Regions from separate parts of the Homo sapiens genome. Here regions 2 and 3 are each linked to region 1. The links are chromatin contacts, found by Hi-C or POLR2A ChIA-PET in ENCODE. All regions are on one chromosome and are shown on one strand. Each heading gives the region's core, a stretch centred on a gene start or an enhancer-like site at or near the end of the contact. The rest is flanking DNA. Distances are from core to core; before and after follow the strand shown.

What was found. Hi-C counts contacts between places; a loop is a spot of excess contacts on that map. ChIA-PET counts read pairs that join two places held with the same protein, here RNA polymerase II (POLR2A). Pooled maps may share reads with other maps.
Region 2: a loop to region 1 is called in a pooled map, with 3 times the contacts of the local background. The contact joins the promoter of KHDC1 here to the enhancer-like site in region 1. A Hi-C loop is called at or near these places in 2 of 50 pooled maps. POLR2A ChIA-PET finds 5 or more read pairs at or near these places in 2 of 52 experiments (OCI-LY7 and T-cell).
Region 3: a pooled map shows a loop between it and region 1 (7-fold over the local background). The contact joins the promoter of EEF1A1 here to the enhancer-like site in region 1. A Hi-C loop is called at or near these places in 2 of 37 single-sample maps with no recorded cell type and 5 of 50 pooled maps.

The regions. Positions count from the first base shown.
Region 1 is chr6:72,687,615-72,691,784 of GRCh38, forward strand. The region is part of intron 1 of KCNQ5 (potassium voltage-gated channel subfamily Q member 5); the gene reads left to right. Among named protein-coding and RNA genes, the nearest start is that of KCNQ5-IT1, 59 kb to the left of the region's middle. RefSeq lists an enhancer at 1,769-1,888. Within about 2 kb of position 1,662, at least 2 of the 41 ENCODE cell types and tissues checked have a DNase peak (open chromatin) inside an H3K27ac peak, as active enhancers do.
Region 2 is chr6:73,261,696-73,265,424 of GRCh38, forward strand. It overlaps KHDC1 (KH domain containing 1), which reads right to left and starts at 1,501. Exons shown (of 4, transcript NM_030568.5): 1 at 1,079-1,501. All of the region lies in intron 2 of LOC122539213 (KHDC1-KHDC1L), which reads right to left. It also overlaps the pseudogene KHDC1-AS1. RefSeq lists a silencer at 1,345-1,614.
Region 3 is chr6:73,519,369-73,523,086 of GRCh38, forward strand. EEF1A1 (eukaryotic translation elongation factor 1 alpha 1) reads right to left here and starts at 1,664. Exons shown (of 8, transcript NM_001402.6): 1 at 1,632-1,664; 2 at 515-688; 3 at 1-148. The coding sequence starts at 658. RefSeq lists enhancers at 2-824, 782-1,081, 825-1,646, 1,372-1,481, 1,532-1,611 and 1 more and a silencer at 2,192-2,421.

The DNA.
Region 1 (4,170 bases), core at 412-2,911:
ACTTGAAGTGCTAGGCAAATGATGGATGTAAAGTAAGTTTAGGAAAGTCCTGAGTCACATTTTACTTCTGTTTATATTATAAGCATTGTGTCTCAAACTGTAGAATGATGTTTCATTTATTTGGCTTTTTCTAGGAAAAAGAAATGAAATATTTTTCCTAAGAAGTGAAAAGAACCCATAAGAGCTCCAGTTTGCAAAATGCTAGTCTTTTTATTGATCCCTTTTTTTTTTTTTTTTTGACATGGAGTGAGTCTCTCTCTGTCGCCCAGGCTGGAGTGCAGTGGCGTGATGTCGGCTCATTGCAACCTCCGCCTCCCAGGTTCAAGCGATTCTTCTGCCTCAGCCTCCCAAGTAGCTGGGACTACAGGTGCGCATCACCATGCCCAGCTAATTTTTGTATTTTTAGTAGAGACGGGGTTTCACCATATTGGCCAGGGTGGTCTCAATTTCTTGACCTTGTGATCCACCTGCCTCGGCCTCCCAATACTGATCACTTTTTAAAGTGTTCTAAATGCATGTTACATTGCTTTCTTAATCTAACTATACTGAGCAGAGTTTACACTTTATACTGAGCAGAGTTTACACTTTATTTGAAGTTTCAGAAATAGCATTCAGAACATCTTCTTTTGTACAACACAGCAACTTCAGGGGCTCTTCAAGATTTCCCAGGTTACTAGGTTCTTAAGGTTCACTCTTTTAAGAGAGTTTCTTTCTTTCCCATTGTCTAAGTCTAGACTAAGATCCAAGTTTACTTCCAGCATTTCTTTATCTTTATCCTTCTTCATTTGCAGCTTCTTCTTGTTTATGCTTTGGGAAACCAGATGAAGAAACTGGTCCAAATTACAGTATACCTAAAAGGAGAATTTACAGGGTCTCTGTGGCAGAATGGAGTTCCCGCTTGTAAATAAATATAAAAGTTTTAGTGCAAAAAGATATGCAATCAATTTTTACTGTCATCATATCTGTTAAAATTATTGTTGATTTCTCTCAGCAATGTTCAATACAGTTGAGGTTTCTGGATAAGTTATCTAAGTATATACGGAGTATGGTCATACATTAAAAAAATACAAAAGGTTTCAGACAGCATTTAATGTCATTCTTCAAATTCTTATTAAAATTGCATCGTATTTATCTATAGACAATAATTATCCACCTAACTTGTTTGAATGTTCTATAATAATGCAAAATGTCTATGATTGCAAGAAAAGTGAGTTTTTAAAATTTTTGGTCTTTTGGTGTGTTTTTTTCTCATTGTAACTGAATTGCCCAAAAATATAAGCTTGGTAAAAGCTTATTACCTCAAGAAATATTTCATGTCAAAACAGAGCACATGTTAAAGTAAAAACAATTCTTTAGAGTGAGAAAAACATTATAGCTATAAAAATAATTAAAGAGTTTTGACTATTAAAAATGTAACCTTAAGTCATTAAATGTTCATTACTCATTCAAAGTTCTTGCAGTTGGGAATTTACTGATGGCCTATTTGCAGTTAATTTTGAGGTTTAAAGTAAATGAACTTACCAGATATAACCCTTTGGAGTCCTGGTTAGAAAACAAAAACCATGCAGCTACTCCCATAGCTCTACAAACCTGTGGTGCTTTCAAGCGTCAATGGCGGAACAGAATGAGTAAGAGCAGAGACAAGGGGGCAGTGACTAAGGGACTTTAAGTCATGAGTCTAATTCCCCTGGGACATAGCTAGCCTTCACACAGAAAAAACAAAACAGAAAATCTCCACCAAAAAGAAGCATTCTTCGATCTCAAGCAACATCCCTAACTCATCCAAAGTGGTCATTTGTCCAAGGGGGACTAGATGAGACAGCATCAACCCAGAAAAATTAAGGAGCATCTGGCAGATGGGGAATCCCAAACGGCAGCCTCGCTAACAGAGTAAAACACATTTGTGAGAGACCCACAATGGAACATTTCAGTCCCTTTAGAAAGTTTCAGAGGTGGCAGACTTTGTAGTAGCTGAGAATTTGTGTTTAACTAAAAATTGGAAGATTATATATACTTATACCCACAAAGTATTAGGCAAATGGTAAAAGTTTTAAAATTATTGATACTGTGGTAAAATTTACATACCTGAAATGCATTACAATTCAGTGACATTGCATGCAGTTTTAAAATAACTTAGCTATATTTAGTTTTTCTAGTTGAAAACAAGCGTTTTTTTTTTTTTCAACCTCAGTGCAACAGGAAAGTGAAAAACAAAACAAAAACCCATAGTAAGTTGACAGTAATCTGATTGGGTAACTGATTTTTCTTCTGTTTCGAGAGTTATTTAGTTATTTAAGAGTTACTTAAAGAGTACAAGATTGAATTTGTAACTTGAATTTCCAGATTTAGCTAGAGTGGCTTACAAAAGCATGAAAATGGCCAGGCGCGGTTGCTTACGTCTATAATTCCAGCACTTTGGGAGCTGAGGTGGGTGGATCACTTGAGACCAGGAGTTGGAGACCAGCCTGGCTAACATGGTGAAACCCCGTCTCTACTAAAAATATAAAAATTAGCTGGGTATGATGGCGGATGCTCTAGTCCTAGCTACTCAGGAGGCTGAGGCAAGAGAATCGCCTGAACCCAGAAGCCAGAGGTTGCAGTGAGCCGTGATCCCGTCTCCAAAAAAACAAAAAAGAAAAGAAAAAGAAAACATGCTGTTTCCACAGAATTAATTTGTTACAATCAAACATAGTTGCTGTCCTATGTTTATTAATATAATTTCATCATCATCATATTTTCAAGTTACTCTTCCTAAATTTTTTTTACCTGCTTCTGAATCTCTGTTCTTTGGTTCCCACTCTTCTCTTTGCCTCATCTCCCTCACTGAATTGTGTGTTTCATGAAAGGAAAGTTTGTTTCCTATTTAGGGTTGTGGACAGAAGATTGGTAAAATTTCTTGACACCTACTATTGAATCAAGTTTACTTAATGTAAAACATTGGTGTTCCCAGTTATTTGTAAATCTACAAAAGATTTACAGTAGAAGAGGCAAAGCCTGTGAAGTGTCAACATAAAGGCTGCTGCTGCTGTCAACATCTGTTCCCCCAACTGCATACAGAACTCTAATGGGGCAGCCCATGCCTCCTGAAATCTGTTACCAAGAAAAAAAAAAAAAAGCCTAATAGTACAATACTTTTTATTTCTTAAGCCACAACAATAGTGAAACTGTATGTGTTCTTTTGCAGTTTTTTTTCCATTCTTCATAGGAAAGATGCTAAAGTATAATTTCATTTAGAATACCATATATAAATTATATATAGATGTCCTTTAAGAATTATAAAAATAATGAAAATTATATTTATCCTTTATGTCTTATGTTTTCCTTAATATTTCCTAAAGAATTGTTATATATCAGAAAACAATTCAAAATATTCAGAATTATTAGCCTCTTAACCACTGTGTTTATTAGCTTAAACTAGTAATAGAGAGCAAACTGGCTTTTCTTCTTAGCATAGGTTTTTGGAAACTTGAACTCAAAAATCAGTAAATTCAAAAGGAGTTATAGTTTCAGAGTATTTGGCATAATATATTTGAAAAGAATATTCCCTTCACTTATCTTTGTTTGCATTAGACTTGTGTTAATTATGTGATTCCTCTCCATAGCCTCAATAATAAAGAGATCTCAAGTTGGAATGTATAGTTCTATTTTTCATAAGTATCATTTAAAAACCGATTTATAAACCCTATGACTTATGAAATATTTGTGAACAAAACACCCAATGCCACTGGAATAATTCAAATGAAAGAGGGTCTTACATTGAGCAATTTGTCAGTTTAATACCTGCCCTTTACAATTGCTCTGCGGTTGACCCTTTAGTCGTATTTTGAGTTAGCAGATGAAAATAAGGTTTCCCTTGAAGTAGTGGTTGCTAAGGGCAACTGGTACTGACGCCGAAGACGAATACTCTATCTCCTTAGTATAATGCCTACTTTGTGAGCTAAATAAAGAGCTAAATTGTAGAGAAGAAAGTTGTACAAATGTGAAATATCAAGAAAGGAATAGAAACAGGAATATTAGAGATGGGAAAATAAGAAAAAGAATTACTATAATCACTTTTTTGGTAACTGCCTGGCATTTTGGACAGATGTCCTTATCTCCTGGGCACTCTGCATTTCCACCTTTCATAGCTGGAAAATTAACATTGTTCACTGGGGCAAGACTTTCTTTTGT
Region 2 (3,729 bases), core at 251-2,750, 570 kb after region 1:
GAGGTCAGGAGTTTGAAACCAGCCTGGCCAAGGTGGTGAAACCCCGTCTCTGCTAAAAATACAAAAATTAGCTGGGCATGGTGGCAGGCACCTGTAATCCCAGCTACTCGGGAGGCTGAGGCAGGAGAATCACTTGAACCCGGGAGATAGAGGTTGCAGTGAGCCAAGATCGCACCACTGCACTCCAGCCTGGGTGACAGAGCAAGACTCCATCTCAAAAAAAAAAAAAAAAGCCTAGCTGGGCAAGGTGGTATGTGCCTGCGGTCTCAGCTACTCAGGAGGCTGAGGTGAGAGAATTCATTGAGCCCGGCAGGTTGGAGCTGCAGTGAGCCATGATGGTGCCACAGCCCTCCAGCCTAGGCAGCAGGAAAGAGGCCCTTCTCAAAAAAAAAAAAGCATAGACTCTAGGGCCAAATTGATGTGCTCAAGCAAAGGTTTTGCCACTTACGGTGTAACCTTGGGCCAGTTGCTTAACCTCTCTTGACCTCACTTGCCTTCTTTGTAAACCAGAGGTGATAATAGTATACCCATTTCATAGGGCTGTGGTGAGAACTAGAGGAGTTAATACATTTAAAGAGCTTAAAAGTGTCTGGTGCATAGCAAGTGCTACGTAAATGTTAAACCTTTCCTGCCCTTTTCCTCTGCTCCTCCTTTCCCTTGTTTCCTGTTACAGCATTCCTTCTTTTTTTCTTACTATTTCCTCACTATGCCTTTGCTTGAATACTAAAAAGAAACTACTGGTCCAACAGCAGGCAACACCTCATGCGATTACTTTAAATGACTTCAAAATAATACAAACATATCCAGCACAATAGTTTACATTTTAAAGGTGTTACACCCATTTTGTTTTGAGATGTGTCAACAAAACCCGTGTTTCTTTTCTTTCTATAAGTTTAAAATGTCCCCAAATCAATTAACAATAGAGGAAAGTCACACGATCTGTTTTAATTTTTCTCTTTATACTGCTATCTCCTGTTTCCCCTGTTTTTACACTTCTTTGCAGCTCACTTTCCTTATCTGTAAGATATTCTTAGGATGAACTTAGTAAGAAATGTGCAAGATCTAGATGAAGACCCACCAGATAGGATGCTCTCTTGCAGACACGCAACTCACTGACTCAACCAATGAGGAAATTATCCCACAAAGCAGATAATCCTAATGGAGGGCAGAATTCAGGACTGAGCATCTCAGTGATGCCGCCGGGAACCCAGGCTTCTCTGTCCCTTCACCGGACTAACCGAGTTCGAGACCACAGGGGGGTCAGGTAGCCAAGGCTGGGCTTTGACGGTAGGAATGAAGGAGGTGAGGGTGGCGCGCCGCAGGCCTGGGCCACTCCCTGAGTAGGGCGGCGGCGGCGGCGGCGGCGGCGGCGGCAGCGGCGGCAGCGGCTGCAGGCCTGGCCGATTGTGAGGAGACAGCGGTACCTCCTGGGCCGCGCACCCGACCCTTCCAGGGGTCCCGGCTCGCGCCGCGGCCGCGCGAGGCGCGCTCGAGCGGAAGTGGCGGCGACCCCGCCGGAAGCGCGCGGCTGCGGCGCGGGAAGCAACCCAGAGCCCTCCTCCCGCCTGCTCTGTGTAGGAGACAGCCTGCGGAGCCCACTGCCGGCGCGCAGAGAGCCCAGCAGCTCTTGAGTCCAGGAAGCAAGGGTGGGAGGAGGGACGAGCCAGTGGCAATGACCCAGACCCGGACGACCCCCATTGCTGAGCCAGCGGAGCTGCTTGGTGAGTGGCCTCCAGGCGGCATCTCTTGCTCTCAGCCCGGAGGGGGTTTTGGGGACCCAGGCTGTGGGGCTGCCTCTTCCCATGCCTTCAGTTCACCCCGATATGGGGTGAAAAACCCTAGAGACCCTCGGGTGTCGGTCCACCAAGGGAGGTCCAGACTCCCCAGGAATGTTGCCTGGGGAGGGGTGTCGCGGTGGGGGGGGGGGTGACCCAGGCCCACCCTCTGCAGGGCACTTAAAATGCTCCACATCCCCAGTGGATGCCTCCTGTCACGCATCACACCGTGGTGTATTTGAGATCCCATCTGCCACTTGGGCTGGAGGGAAATGAATGTTTTTGGGTTTCTTGTCATTGCTTCCTGCGGATTCCATTTTACTCCTGTTCGTTTATGGCCTCAAACATGAATTTGAAGAATTTTGCCCTCCCTGGCAGTATTGGGAAGAAGATTCTTTTGTTCAAGTCCGTTTGGACAATTAGATGGGAGTATTAACAAAAGGTCGGGCTGGGCACAGTGGCTCACACCTGTAATCCCAACACTTTGGGAGGCCAAAGAGCAAGGATCGCTTGAGCCCAGGAGTTCGAAACCAGCTGGGGCAACAGAGGGAGAACTTGTCTCTACAAAAAATTTAAAAATCAGCTGGGCATGGTGGTGCACGCCTGTAGCCCAAGCTATATGGGAAGCTGAGGTGGGAGGATTGCTTGAGCCCGAGAGTTTGAGGCTGCTGTGAGCTGAGATCACGCCACTGCATTCCAGCCTGGGCAACAAAGCAAGACCCTGTCTGAGGTCAACTCTGCCCCCAGGAAGGTATGGGACCTTGCAATCTTATCTAGGTTGCGTCTTTTTCATTGAAATCACGAAATCATTAAGGTAAGTAGGGAAGGGTCAAGATAGCTAAGATGAGTGAGGGGACACAGACACCAATAAAAGTTCTAACTTTGAGGACTCCTCCAGTATTCTTTTCATCCTAAAGCTTCTGGCCTATCAGCTAGTTCAGACACAGCCTAGGAGTCTCAAGCCAGTACAGGAACAAGGAGGCAGGTTGCCCTCTTGGGGCAAAGCTGTGGCCCCACCCTTGATGAAGAACGCCTGTAGGAACCCAGGACCTGTGAGCAGGTAGAGTCCTGAAGGTTTAAGATTCTGTGGAGCAGGTATGTGCAGTGCCAGTGCGCAACCAGCAACTGATGGACAGGAATAGGTAGAGCTGCTCTGAGTGCATTCCTTTGGCAAGCCTGGGCCAGAGGCACACAGGAAGGAATTAGTCATGTGGTATCATAGGCCAGGTGTGGAAGCAAATGAGCCAGAGTGGAACCAGGACCAGCCAGGGCCAAGGCAGGGAGAAGAGTTCCTCTAGCTGACATTGACAGGAAAGCAGAGTCAAAAACCTGGAATGGTTTGCTTCAAAGACTGGATGCTGCCTAATGACCTCGAAGGCCAGTGATACCTGGACTCTTGAGTGAGCAAGGCAGATTTTGGAATGAGCACACAACTTCAAGTAAGCCCGGAGATGATTACCTGTAGTTTCTGCTGCTCTTAGAGGCAGAATCATCTGAGAACTGATTGAGGAGTGCATGTATACCCCAGAGACTAGTGCACTCTAGGATAAAAGGAGTCATTCAGCCCTTACTTTTGGTTGGATGCAGGGTGTAGTTTCAATAAAATGTCACAGAACAAATTTCTAAGACCTTTAGGTTGAGTGAGTGTTAGAGTTTGTCTAGTAGTATATTTCTCATCAGTTACCTATTTAGCTGTTCTGCATAGGCCTTTGAGATAAGGAAATAAGTAAGATAAATTCTCCCCAGAAACCGCAAAACAATTATAATGTTGAGAGAAGAATGAAGTAGTAACTCTGTCTGTACTGAAGAAGGAATTCGGTGTACAGAAAAGAGGTCACTGCCTGAGGTCGGGAGTTTAAGATCAGCCTGGCCAACATGGTGAAACCCCATCTCTACAAAAATACAGAAATTAGTCGGGCATGATGGTGGGTGCCTGTAATCCCAGCTACTCGGG
Region 3 (3,718 bases), core at 414-2,913, 830 kb after region 1:
AGTCTCTGTGTCCTGGGGCATCAATGATAGTCACATAGTACTTGCTGGTCTCAAATTTCCACAAGGAGATATCAATGGTGATACCACGTTCACGCTCAGCTTTCAGTTTATCCAAGACCCAGGCATACTTGAAGGAGCCCTTTCCCATCTGTAAGGATTAAGAGTCGTTACTTGGTTACTAAAACACAAACTCCAGCTTCAATTTCCTTGTCCCCAGCCCTTAATTGGCAGTTTCCACTTTACAACTCCAAGTCCAAAGTGATTTTAGTCACTTTGGGTTACAGAAGCAACCAAAAATCAAACTTTTATAAGTCGGATCTTAACTATTAACATCCAAATCTACTCACTAGCAATACGATTACAGAAGTCACCAAAAGCAAAATTATTTCATAAGTAAGGTCTTAACTATTAGCATTCAGATCTAAACCACTCACTAGTTCTGGGGAAATCACCTAATGATTCTGCTGGTAAAACTCATTTTAGTTGATCTTTCCCTTTCTGGTATTAAACATACCTCAGCAGCCTCCTTCTCAAATTTTTCAATGGTTCTTTTGTCGATGCCACCGCATTTATAGATCAGATGGCCAGTAGTGGTGGACTTGCCCGAATCTACGTGTCCAATGACGACAATGTTGATATGAGTCTTTTCCTTTCCCATTTTGGCTTTTAGGGGTAGTTTTCACGACACCTGAAATGGAAGAAAAAAACTTTGAACCACTGTCTGAGGCTTGAGAATGAACCAAGATCCAAACTCAAAAAGGGCAAATTCCAAGGAGAATTACATCAAGTGCCAAGCTGGCCTAACTTCAGTCTCCACCCACTCAGTGTGGGGAAACTCCATCGCATAAAACCCCTCCCCCCAACCTAAAGACGACGTACTCCAAAAGCTCGAGAACTAATCGAGGTGCCTGGACGGCGCCCGGTACTCCGTGGAGTCACATGAAGCGACGGCTGAGGACGGAAAGGCCCTTTTCCTTTGTGTGGGTGACTCACCCGCCCGCTCTCCCGAGCGCCGCGTCCTCCATTTTGAGCTCCCTGCAGCAGGGCCGGGAAGCGGCCATCTTTCCGCTCACGCAACTGGTGCCGACCGGGCCAGCCTTGCCGCCCAGGGCGGGGCGATACACGGCGGCGCGAGGCCAGGCACCAGAGCAGGCCGGCCAGCTTGAGACTACCCCCGTCCGATTCTCGGTGGCCGCGCTCGCAGGCCCCGCCTCGCCGAACATGTGCGCTGGGACGCACGGGCCCCGTCGCCGCCCGCGGCCCCAAAAACCGAAATACCAGTGTGCAGATCTTGGCCCGCATTTACAAGACTATCTTGCCAGAAAAAAAGCGTCGCAGCAGGTCATCAAAAATTTTAAATGGCTAGAGACTTATCGAAAGCAGCGAGACAGGCGCGAAGGTGCCACCAGATTCGCACGCGGCGGCCCCAGCGCCCAAGCCAGGCCTCAACTCAAGCACGAGGCGAAGGGGCTCCTTAAGCGCAAGGCCTCGAACTCTCCCACCCACTTCCAACCCGAAGCTCGGGATCAAGAATCACGTACTGCAGCCAGGGGCGTGGAAGTAATTCAAGGCACGCAAGGGCCATAACCCGTAAAGAGGCCAGGCCCGCGGGAACCACACACGGCACTTACCTGTGTTCTGGCGGCAAACCCGTTGCGAAAAAGAACGTTCACGGCGACTACTGCACTTATATACGGTTCTCCCCCACCCTCGGGAAAAAGGCGGAGCCAGTACACGACATCACTTTCCCAGTTTACCCCGCGCCACCTTCTCTAGGCACCGGTTCAATTGCCGACCCCTCCCCCCAACTTCTCGGGGACTGTGGGCGATGTGCGCTCTGCCCACTGACGGGCACCGGAGCCTCACGCATGCTCTTCTCCACCTCAGTGATGACGAGAGCGGGCGGGTGAGGGGGCGGGAACGCAGCGATCTCTGGGTTCTACGTTAGTGGGAGTTTAACGACGGTCCCTGGGATTCCCCAAGGCAGGGGCGAGTCCTTTTGTATGAATTACTCTCAGCTCCGGTCGGGGCGGGTTGGGGGGGGTGGTGACGGGGAGGCCGCCTGGAAGGGACGTGCAGAATCTTCCCTCTACCATTGCTGGCTTAGCTCCAAAGGTTGTATTGAGATTAGGGTGTACCTTCGCCTCTCAATCAGCCTCCCGTCCTCAGCCTTGCCATCTCGCTAGTCCGGGACAAATCCCTAGAGCGTCTTCCTCTGCGGGTCTCAGCCCAGCCCGGGGTTGGCTCCTCCTCCGCCCCGGCTTCCGCGCCCCTCCCGTGTGGCAAGGAGTACCAGGCCCGGGGACCCCGAGGGGCTTGGGGCGAAGGGTCGGGACTGGGGGCCTCCTTAACGGCTCACGGACTTGCGAGAGGTTCGGCTCGATGGCCGTGAAAGCGACGAATCCGCTCCTGTGCTGGCCTCTTGGCTCCTTCCATTCAAAGCCAGCTGCTTTTATGGAAGCCCGTAACACGTCATCTCCCCCTGGTACTCCAGATGTCCAGGCTTTCAGTTTAGAATAGACTCAGTCCTACAGTTAGCTTTAGATCTAATTCTAGTTTTGTTACGCCAAAAAGTTCCTGCGAGTGTGTGTGTGTGCCTCATGGTACTTTTTAAATTAAAAGGTGTACAGTTATTTGATTGCAAACATAAGGAACCTAAAATGCTTTCAGATTTTCCACATGATCTCATGTAGAGGCTAAGATCTACAGCATCAGCAAGTTTATCCACCCAGTTTCCTAACCCCAACACTTGCTATGAAGTCACAGCTTCTCCTATTTAAATAAGTGCCTATTATATTTAAATAAGTGCTGTCGTTTTCTGTCATCCTATCGATTGTAACTGCATTTTAGCATAAATCTAGGGCAAGATTGGATGAGCTTGGCCTTTTTGGATGGCTATCAAGGCAGGCCTTGGGAAATGCTCCTCTGAGGAAAGAAGAACGTTTATTTTTAATGAGCTAATTACTAGATCATTATGTTTCTTCTTCCAGCTGTAGAATATCATTGCCCAGCTTCTCGAACAAACTTATTTATTAACAAGTATTTGAGAACCTACTATGTGGCCAACGCTAAGTACTGTGGAGTTCCTTCTGGAGAGGAAACCACAATCAAATTGGAAGAGGAAAACAAGTTGGGAAGCAGTTGAAGGCAAACGCTATGGTGCTTTCTTGGTTTCTGTATCTTTGTAGTGTAGTTTTTCTAGTCCTTTCAGTTTTCACAGTCCACTTTTTTTTCTTTCTTTCTTTTTTTTTTTTTTTTTTGAGACGGAGTTCTACTCTGTTGCCCAGGCTGGAGTGCAGTGGCGCGATCTCGGCTCACTGCAAGCTCTGCCTCCCGAGTTCAAGCGATTCCTCCTGCCTCAGCCTCCCAAGTAGCTGGGACTACAAGCGCGCCCCACAAATTTTTGTATTTTTAGAAGAGACGGGGGTTTCACCATGTTGGCCAGGCTGGTCTCGAACTGCTGACCTCAAGTGATCCACCCGGCTCGGTCTCCCAAAGTGCTGGGATTACAGGCGTGAGCCACGGTGCCCGGCCACAGTCAAAGTTTTTCCTCAAGCCCCTGTGATTGCGGATAATAGTAAACGCTTTATAAATACCTTACACAGAATGTTTTTTAAAATATCACGCAAGGAATGACAAAATTACATGAATCCTTGATTTATACCTAAGTAACATATTGTGCAACACAGACTGGGTGTTCTGAATGTTGCGATAGTGG